Regions from separate parts of the Homo sapiens genome. Here region 2 is linked to region 1. Evidence: read pairs that join two places in POLR2A ChIA-PET (ENCODE). Cell type or tissue: PC-3. All regions are shown on one strand. Links, peaks and the distances in the headings refer to the core of each region. The heading gives the core; the rest is flanking DNA.

Evidence for each region. ChIA-PET counts read pairs that join two places held together with the same protein. Peaks named below come from ENCODE experiments on the same cell type or tissue, not always from the same donor. Only the 100,000 strongest peaks of a DNase experiment are listed, where the experiment ranks them.
Region 2: POLR2A ChIA-PET joins it to region 1 with 11 read pairs; 2 of 35 experiments call an interaction of 5 or more read pairs at or near these places.

Annotation. Positions count from the first base shown.
Region 1 is chr10:74,227,331-74,235,504 of GRCh38, forward strand. The region is part of intron 3 of ADK (adenosine kinase); the gene reads left to right. LOC124902456 (a long non-coding RNA gene) reads left to right here and starts at 2,736. Exons shown (of 2, transcript XR_007062198.1): 1 at 2,736-8,174. RefSeq lists an enhancer at 607-656. In PC-3, for the core only: no CTCF peak of the experiment used is centred there; a DNase peak (open chromatin) is centred at 4,221; H3K27ac peaks cover 1,130 bases.
Region 2 is chr10:74,054,727-74,057,226 of GRCh38, forward strand. All of the region lies in intron 2 of VCL (vinculin), which reads left to right. Among named protein-coding and RNA genes, the nearest start is that of VCL, 58 kb to the left of the region's middle. In PC-3, for the core only: no CTCF peak of the experiment used is centred there; DNase peaks (open chromatin) are centred at 1,215, 1,475 and 1,965; H3K4me3 peaks cover 1,481 bases; H3K27ac peaks cover 2,454 bases.

The DNA.
Region 1 (8,174 bases), core at 2,729-5,228:
TGACCTGCTCTTTGAAAATTAACCCTAATTCTATAAGAGTACCAATAAGAGAGTACAGTGATAGCTCTAATTATCTTGATATTAATAAATAAAGAGTGGCCTGGCATGGTGGTTCACATGTGTAATCCCAACACTTTGAGAGGCTGAGGTGGAAGGATTGCTTGAGGCCAGCAGTACAAGACCAGCCTGGGAAACATAGTGAGACCCCATCTCTACGAAAAACTTAAAAAAGGCCGGGCACGGTGGCTCACGCCTGTAATCCCAGCACTTTGGGAGGCCGAGGTGGGTGGATCACCTGAGGTCAGGAGTTCAAGACCAGCCTGGCCAAGATGGTGAAACCCTGTCTCTACTAAAAATACAAAAATTAGCCAGGCATGGTTGTGGGTGCCTGTAATCCCAGCTACTCAGGAGGCTGAGGCAGGAGAATTGCTTGAATCTGGGAGGAAAAGTTGCAGTGAGCCAAGATCACGCTACTGCACTCCAGCCTGGGTGACAGGGCGAGACTCTGTCTCAAAAAAAAGAAAAAAAAATTAGCCTGATGAGGTGGTGTGTGCCTGCAGTCCCAGCTGCTCAGGAAGCTGAGGCAGGTAGATCTCTTGGGCCTAGGAGATCAAGGCTGCAGTGAACCATGATCATTCCACTGAGCTCTGGACTGGACAGCAGAGTGAGACCTTGCCTTTAAAAAAATAAAAAAAGAATACCAATAAGAGAGTACAATGATAGTTCTAATTATCTTGATATTAATGAATATTAAGTATGTTTTCATTAAAACATTTTTAGTTCCTGAAATTTTGTGATTCAGATTTCATATACACTTAGTCACTGATGCTTCACGAGTATACTTGTTTCTCTGTCTGAGGAAGATTGGCATGGGAAAACAGGGAAATATTGGTCAGCAGTGACACTTGTTTTTCTAAGCAAAGTGGTTTTTCTCAACTTCCTGTTTTTCATTATTCTACATACTGAAGACCTTGGGGGATGATTTTAAGTAGAGAAAGCTGAGCAATTCAAGTTGTGATGTGATTTATCTAAAACTATAGGATTTATAGTTTGTTCTATACATGATCCAGTAATCAACTGGTTTCATTAGCTTTCTAGTTTTTTTCAGTTTTAGTTTTGTAAATGGAATAATTTAAAATAAATTAGGAAAACATCACTATTTTACTAAGTATTTTTTCACCTACTTTCCATTGTGCTAGGCATTAAAGAAAAGATAGTGTGCAGCTTTTTATATGTCAATTATACTTCAATAAAGCGGTTTAAGAAAAAGTAAAAGATACTGATTTTATTTATAAATGGAATCTTACTCTCCAATAGTGGCTTTTCAAAATCTTTGGACACATCTGCAGTTATTGAAAATAGAACCATTTTGTTTCCATGAATATCTATTTTATGAATATATAAATTTTGTATTACCTTGGATTATGAGATCTGATCATATAGATTTAGGTAAGGAAAGTTAAAAGTTGTCTGGAGTTAGGGGTGAATTCCAAATGCAAATATAAATAAATTCAGAAGTATCCATACTACTTAACACAGAGTAACCTGGTATCTGAAGATTTTTTTTTTGTTTGCTATAAGGCAAGGGGAAAATCTCTTTAAAAGGGATTCACATTTATTTACTTGGCTTTTTAAGATAGCTACCAAGGTAAACAGTGAACTTTTGTAAGCAGTGTATACTGTTCTAAATATGAAGTGTATTTTCCCTTCTGATAGTGAATGAATTCCATTATGATTTTTTAATGTCAAAAATTAAATTATTTTGTCAGAATAACCCCTTAAATTTTTAAATGTTGTCTTATAAAAGTTAATTATATTGTGATATTTAAATGCTTGCCAATTTACGATTATGATGAGATGGAAGAAAATAAATAAATTATGCAATAGGCATGAACCTTCAAGGGTATTAGGACGTGCTCAGGATATGATCTTTGGTGCAGTGTAAAAATGTAATTTCTTAGTGAATAGGTCAATTTCCAAACCAGCAGGAAAGTTATAAGTATTTAAATGGAATGTGTAGGGATATGTCAGGGAAGTTAGAGACAATAACATCTGGTATGCTTTTTTTTTTTTTTTTTTTTTGGTGAGATGGAGTCTCGCTCTGTCGCCCAGGCTGGAGTGCAGTGGCGTGATCTCGGCTCACTGCAAGCTCCGCCTCCTGGGTTCACGCCATTCTCCTGCCTCAGCCTCCAGAGTAGCTGGGACTACAGGCGCCCACCACCACGCCCGGCTAATTTTTTGTATTCCTAGTAGAGAAAGGGTTTTGCCGTGTTAGCCAGGATGGTCTTGATCTCCTGACCTCGTGATCTGCCCGTCTTGGCCTCCCAAAGTGCTGGGATTACGGGCGTGAGCCACCGCGCCCGGTCTGGTATGCTCTTAAATTAATTGTTAATGCTGTGACTTAGCAGTTCTTTGAAATCATCAAGATCATAGACTGGGCTTGTGCCTATAATCCCAGCACTTTGGGAGGCTGAGGCAGGAGGATTGCTTGAGTCTACGAGTTGGAGACCAGCCTGGACAATATAGTGAGACTCTTGTCTCTACAAAAAGTTAACAAAAGTAGCCGGATGTGGTGGTGCCTGCCTGTAGTCCCAGCTACTTGGGAGACTGAGGTGGGAGGATTGCTTGAGACCAGGAGGTCCAGGCTGCAGTGAGCTATGATCCGTGCCACTGTGCTCCAGCCTGGGTGACAGAATGAGACCCTGTTAAAAGAATCTTTTTTTTTTTTTTTTTTGGTAAGAATGAGCTAAGAACTGGATATCTGTAAAGCTAATAGAAAAAAATCCTGTGAAGCAAAAAGTCAAAATTGAAATAAGCTAGGACCGACAGCAAGGTTAAATGCTTATTTTTTTTTAGTGTTCATAAATAAGGTACAGTTTTAAAAATATCATAAACATTTTTATGATCCTATTCTCAGGGCCCGGTTTTTTTTGTATCTTTAAAATTATAGTATTTTGATTCTAGAAATGAACCCTTGAACCAATATCCGTATTTTATCATGAATAAGGTGAGAGTAACATTGATAAAATGACTTGCTATAGTTTACATTGCTACTTAAGGACAGTACTAGACCAGAAACCAAGTCTCCTGAGTCCCATTTAAGTGCTGTTTTTGTCACACCAAGCAGTTCTCTAAGTATATAGTCTTTTTTTTTTTTTTGAAACAGGGTCTCGCTTTGTCACCCAGGCTAGAAAACAGTTGCATGATCATGGCTCACTACAGTCTTGTTTTTAGAGATGAGGTCTCCTTATGTTGCTCAGGTTGGTCTCAAACTCCTGACCTCAAGCAGTCCTCCTGCCTCTGCTCCCAAAGTGTTATGATTACAGGCATGATCTACTGCACCCAGCCAGTAACTTTTTTTTTTTTTTTTGAGACGGAGTCTCACTCTGTTGCCAGGCTGGAGTACAGTGGCGCGATCTTGGCTCACTGCAATCTCCGCCTCCCAGGTTCAAGTGATTCCCCTGCCTCAGCCTCCTGAGTAGCTGGGACTACAGGTGCCTGCCACCACGTCTGGCTAATTTTTATATTTTTAGTAGAGACAGGGTTTCACCATATTGGTCAGGCTGGTCTCAAACTCCTGACCTCAGGTGATCCGCCTGCCTCAGCCTCCCAAAGTGCTGGGATTATAGGCGTGAGCCACCGCGCCTGGCCGCCAGTAATTTTTTTTTTTAAAGGGATTAATATCCATTGCAAGACTTGGTAACGGATCACAGAGAACTCATTAGTTAATTAAATCAGTTTCACAGTATTGTGTTTTGGTTTTGGAAATCACTTCAGACCTATAACCAATATTGAGTGAGTTGAAAAGAATTAATTACTTCCAAATACAAGGCACTTTACATTCTTCTAAGGAGAGGATGCAACACAAAGCTATTTGGTCAGCTTGATACAAAAGCTCTTAGGTGTGCTCATGAAGTAAGTCAAATGTATACATTTTACAACCACATATTAAATAGAATTAGTTTTTTCTTTTTCCTTCCCATTTCTTTGAACAGTCTTATTCAGAATCTTCATCATTAGCAACTTTGTCATCATTGGAGCCCTTTTCTCTAGAACACATCAGCCTCTTTCTATGTATGATATTTTCGCTGGAAATTTTATCCTGAGCTATAAATGCCTCTCATGTAAGAAAAGTTTTTTTTTTGTTTTTTTTTTGAGACAAGATCTAACTCTGTTGCCCAGGTTGGAGTGCAGTGGCGTGATCATGACTCACTGCAGCCTTGACCTTGTGGGCTTAAGCAATCCTCCCATCAGCCTCCTGAGTATCTGGGACTACCACTGTGCACCACCACACCTGGCTAATTTTTGTATTTTTTGTTGAGATGGGGTCTTGCCATGTTGTCCAGGCTGGTCTTGAGCTCCTGGGCTCAAGTGATATGTCTGCCTTGGCCTCCCAAAGGGCTGGGATTACAGGTGTGAGCCACCATGCCTGGCCAAGAAAAGTTTTTTTTAAAGTTTATTTTTGTATGTAGTCATAATACTTGTAAGGTAACCTTTTCACTGTATTGCTTTTTAAACTAAGGTTTAAATAGTTCATTGTAATAAGAGTTACCGTTTGTGCTTATAAGGCTGCATCTCCAGGAGTAAGTACTAAATCTGTGTTAGATTTCTTTGCTGCTTTTTTTTGTTTGTCTTTTTTTTTTTCTTTTACTGATATGGTCAGGTGGTCAGGTTACTTCCGTAAGGATCCAAAACTAGAGTTGATTGAGATCATTTCAGGCTTATACATAATCTACAAATGATTCTCAACCAATTGAGATCTGAGTTCACCTCTTTTGCTGAACTTTTAATTGTGATCTTACTGTAAAATTCTAGGATCTCATAACTTCTATGAAATTTTTATACCTGGATTATAAAACTTCGGAAAGATTTGCTTAAATATTTTGTTGCTTAAAAGAAAATAATTGGCCGAGTGTGGTAGCTCACGCCTGTAGTCCCAGCATTTTGGGAGGCTGAGGCAGGTAGATCAGTTGAGCTCAGGAGTTTGAAACCAGCCTTGGCAACGTGGCGAAACCCTGTCTCTACTAAAAGTATAAAAAAAATTAGCTGGGCATGGTGGCACTCACCTGCAGTCCCAGCTACTCAGGAGGCTGAGGTGAGAGGATTGCTTGAGCCCAGGAAGTTGAGGCTGCAGTGAGCAAAGATTGCACAACTGCACTCCAGCCTGGGCAATAGAGTGAGAACCCGTCTCAAAAAACAAACAAACAACCCCCCCGCACCCCCCCCCCCCAAAAAAAAACAAACAGAAAATAATTAACACTGTCATCAAGGAAGGTAACTCATTATAAGGATTTAAAAAAAAAATTTTTTTTTGAGACGGAGTCTTGCTCTGTCACCCAGGCTGAAGTGCAGTGGCACAATCTTAGCTCACTGCAAGCTCCACCTCCCGGGTTCACGCCATTCTCCTGCCTCAGCTTCCCAAGTAGCTGGGACTATAGGCGCACGCCGCCACACCCGGCTGATTTTTCTATTTTTAGTAGAGGCAGGGTTTCACTGTGTTGGTGAGGCTAGTCTCGAACTCCTGACCTCGTGATCCACCCGCCTTGCCCTCCCAAAGTGCTGAGATTACAGGCGTAAGCCACCGCGTCTGGCCTATAAGGAATAATTTTGTGATTAAACATGGTCTTATATTCATGAACGATAGGTGAATGAAAAATGTGTGTTATTGGTGGTAAAATCTTAAAATCCTTAAAGAATTAATTTAAATTGCTACCTTCTACTTATGAAGCACTATATGGTGCCCTGGACTTAGCATTAGAAGAAACTTAGTTTATGTATGAGTTTTGCCATAGGCTGTAGTCTTGGGGTATTAGTTAGAATTCAATGCCACTATGATATTAAGAAATTTATTACAGGAATTAAATCTTATTCAATCATGAGAAAAACTGGGGATATTAAGGTCCCTAAAATGTGAGAGAAAAATCGCTAAACTGCCTTTTGATGTAGGTTAATGAATTGCGTGTTCTGTTAATAGGGAAACTGTGAAGGAGGTTCGTGTGTTGTGGGCTCTTTGCAACTACCACCTTTATGGGCCTTTAGTGAAAAATCTGGTGATAGGCTTGGTCCTGGTAGTTGTGGACGTAAGGTAGAGTGGGGATGAGTAAGGACAGATTACAGTTCTGCCCATACCTTTGTGTCTGTCCTTCCTGCCTCTAACCAATGACTGCCTTTGGAATGTAATGGCTACTGCTTCAATTGCATCCCCTAAATTTTTTGCAAATTTCTCTTGTGACATATCTTAAGCTGAAACCATATAGGAGAGGAAATTAGGGGAAGTGTACTCCTTCTTGACATAGTTTAATACCTTAACTTTGTTTAATCACTTAGTCTTCCAAACTTAAGTTCCTCCGATATCATTTTGGGTTTAGATTAGTGCTTTTCTGTCATTGTCCATTAAACAAATGATTTCTTTCATTACCTACTTCTCTTTTAGTCTGTTCAGTGATCCCTCTGGGTATAGCTTCTGAATTTCTAGCATAAAACTCTTCAACAATAACAAAAAAGGATAATGATCTTTCCTGTCAATTTTTAGGGGGAAGGATAAGGTGTTTCCTAGAAACTTTATTCAGAGCACTTTAGTCAAAGTGTAGTTCATTGATCCTTAACTGCAATTTACTTGACAAGATATATTTATGGGATGAAATTTATTGAGGGTAACAGAATGGAGAGAGAAACTGCTGGTGTGATGAATTCTCTTTCTTCTTGGTCTACAACAAACAGAAATATTTTGAGAATGTAGCTATGGCAGATTTTAATGTAAGAGTTATGCCAACACTATTTCCCCTTAAGGGTTGAGTCAGACCTTTTGGGAATGATATAGACTTGGGGGTCTTGAGTGAACTTTTAGTATTTATTAGCAGCCAATCTAACCTTGAAAACTCTATGTTGATTTCTTTTTGGAAAGTGTTGAACAATTAAATAATACATGTTAAAGAACAAGGAAGAAGGGCATTGTTTTAATTATTTTGTGATCTAATTTAATCCCCACAGCAACTCTGTGAAGCAGATATTGTAATCATTCCCATTTTACAGATGAGGAAGAGACTTCGTAACTTGGTTTATATAAGAAAAGGATAGAACTGTTTAGATCTTTTTGATTGCTTTCCATTTTGTATAAGTTCAGTGACTTAGGAACCTTTTTTAAAAAACTTCTTTGGAGGAGTGATATTGTTCATTATGAACATACCTACTTGAAAAGTATTTAAAGGTATTTTTCATGGAAATTATATTTTATAAGTTTTAGTATGGTTCACTAGAAATACGTCACAATTTGTAGGTAATACTGTGTTTTATTTTGAGTTGGCTAATTGTTAAGGTAAAACTTTAGAGGATAAAGTGAGCTCATATTGATGAATGGTAATCTGATATTTCCAACAGACTAGGTCTTTTTTTGAAGTTCATGTATTATAACTTTATTCTTTGTGATACTAGCTCCCTCTGTAGAACTTCAATAAGATTGCAACTGGACTTTTTCAATAATTTAGAAAAGTGATCTAAACATTATCTATAACATTTCCCTGTAAAATTTTACTTTGTATTCTAATCAGTTGCAAGTGGGTTTTTAAAAGTATAAATGTAACATTTATAAAAATGTTTCACTTTGTACACACAAAGTTTTAATAACATATACAAAATAAAACTTTCTTCAAACATTCCTATAACTTTAATGCTTTTTTATTTAGGAAGGCTAGAGAGAGGTGTGATTTCTAGGTCTGTAGGTCTGTGTTGAGTAAAGCCTGATGGAAGCCCTAGGGGAAAAATAAATTTTGACGTTTAGCTGGATACTTGAAATTATCCCTTTTTTTTTTTTTTTTCTGAAACTTTCCGGTTTGACTTGGGTGGGAAAATGTTCATAAGGGATTTTTTTTTTTTATCTTGTAGAGAAGGGGAAAGCAAACTTCTACAACAGGTAGAAAGAGCAAAGAGAAAATCTTAGCAAGATCCAGAAATTTAGTGGAGAATTGCAGGAAAACATTCTTGACATTTACGGTTTAAAAAAATTTTCCTTTTTCTTTTTTTCTTAAGAGGTGGTCTCACTCTGTCGCCTAGACTGGAGTTGAGTGGCATGATCATAGTGATCGTTCCACCTCAGCCTCCTAAGTAGCTGGGACTACAGGTATGTGCCACCACGCCTGGCTCCTTTTTGTATTTTTAGTAGAGATGGGGTTTTGCCA
Region 2 (2,500 bases), core at 1-2,500, 180 kb before region 1:
TGTAGCCAACATGGTGAAATCCCGTCTCTACCAAAAATACAAAAATTAGCTGGGCGTGATGCTGCACACCTGTAGGCCCAGCTACTCGGGTGACTGAGGCAGGAGAACTGCTTGAGCCTGGGAGGTGGAGGTTGCAGTGAGCTGAGATCACGCCATTGCACTTCAGCCTGGGTGACAGAGCAAGACTATGTCTCAAAAAAAAACAAAAACAGAAAAACCAACAACAAAATAATAATAGTGAGATTTTAAATTATTTCTTGATTAAGAAATGCATAAAAACAAAAAGATACAGGCCGGGTGCGATGGCTCACACCTGTAATCCCAGCCTTTTGGGAGGCTAAGGTGGGCAGATCACTTGAGGTCAGGAGTTCAAGACCAGTCTGGCTAACATGGTGGAAACCCGTCTCTACTAAAAATACAGAAATTAGCTGGGCATGGTGAGGAGTGCCTGTAGTCCCAGCTACTTGGGAGGCTGAGGTGGGAGAATGGCTTGAACCTGGGAGGCAGAGATTGCAGTGAGTGGAGATCATGTCACTGCACCCTAGTCTGAGTGACAAAGTGAGACTCTATTTCAAACAAACAAACAAATGATACAGTGAATTTCATAATATTTTATTTTATTTTATATAATTTTTTGAGACAGGATCTTGCTATGTCACCTAGGCTGGAATGTAGTTGTGTGATCACAACTCATTGCAGCCTCAGCCTCCTGGGCTCAGGTGATCCTCTCATCTCAGCCTCCCAGGTACCTGGGACTATAGGCATGCATGCTACCATACCTGGCTAACTAAAAGAAAAAAAAAATTTTTTTTTTTTTAGAGATGGGATCTCACTATGTTGTCCAGGTGGGTCTAGAACTCCTGGGTTCAGTCAATCCTCCCAGAATACTGGGATTATAGGCGTTAGCCACCACGCCTGGCCAATTTAGTAATATTTTAAGATAATTTAAAAATTTTATTCATCACAACAGAATCAACATACATTTGAAAACTGCTAGTATCTGTAAGACACTCTTGCTTGTATACTCAGTCTATTTCTGCTGCAACCCTAGTATGAGATGGAGGAAGGACTGTGGAGCTGATGGACCAGGAGGTAGCAGAGTTCTTGATTGAACTCTGCACACTCAGAATCTGCACTGACGCTAGATTTGACAAGAGAATAAGGGAAGAAGGGAGAAAGAACAGGACTGGTTATTCAGGTTTTAAAGGATTTAAAGATTGTGACTTATACACATCTTTAAAATAAACTACTTACCAAGACTTGAGGAACATATAGCTTGGGCAGCTGTAACGTTTGTTCCTCTCCCATTCTTTCCCAACATGCTGCTTCCCCTTCAGTTATCAATTGACTTGGACAGAGTCCTGTTTTATTTGAAGTCAAAACTGGCTGCATACCCTCCTAATCTCAATAATCTGAAATAAGAGAATTTAGTGAGCCTGTGGGTTTTGTGTGTGTGTGTGCTCATGATGGGTGTGTGTGTGTGTTTAGGCTTTGTTATCTAGTATACATCCTCTAGCAAAGGGTTTGGTGTTTCCCTTGAAATGTTTTGAATGTTTTCAATATGACTCATTGTGGGTTATTTTTTAAAATTCAGTTTTCCCCTTAGCTTTATTGAGATATAATTGACAAATGGAAATTGTATATATTTAAGCTGCATCCTTGTGGTTTTATTTTTAGTTTTGGGTGTACTCATGCAGTGTCCTGTACTATCACTGTTTGGCCTTGATAAGAACAAGAAGTCCACTTTGCATTATGTTGTACTTTAAGAGAGTTGGGACAGGGAAAGGAATACTTTGTGGATGAGGTCTGTAGGATCTTTAAATGTAGGAGTACAGGGTTGGAACAGCATGTATTAATATTATCACACAGTGTACACCCGTGTGAGTTGGTGCTGCATACTTGCTACTTGAATTAGATTAAAGCTTGTCATTGTACTCTGTGTTCCTGACTCCCTCCTAAAAACTGTAACTATGCTTGTGGCCTTCAGTCAGGTGTCTAGGTGACTAATGGCTGAGGATCCTTGACCTTTCTCAAAATGGCAACTCCAGGAGCAAAGCATATCAGCTATTACTGATATGCCACAGAATGCGTCCATCTCTACTGTTTTAAAGTACAATCTGTGCCAAATGCTTCATATTAACATAGAAAAGAAATTTCTTCACCTATCTCCTGAGTCTTTTGAAATCTTCACATATATTATTTTCTAAATTATTATTATTTAAAATTTTCTTAAAGATGGAGTCTTGCTCTGTCTCCCAGGCTGGATAGAGTACAGTGGCATGATCTTAGCTCACTGTAACCTCAGACTTCTGGGATCAAACAATTCTCCCCTCAGCCTCCTGAATAGCTGGGGCTACAGGTACATGCCATCATGCATGGCTAATTTTTTAAAATTTTTCGTAGAGATAGGGTCTCGCTACGTAGTCTAGGCTGTTCTCAAACTCCTGGGCTCAAGCAATCCTCCCACCTCAGCCTCCCAAAGCGCTGGGATTATAGGTGT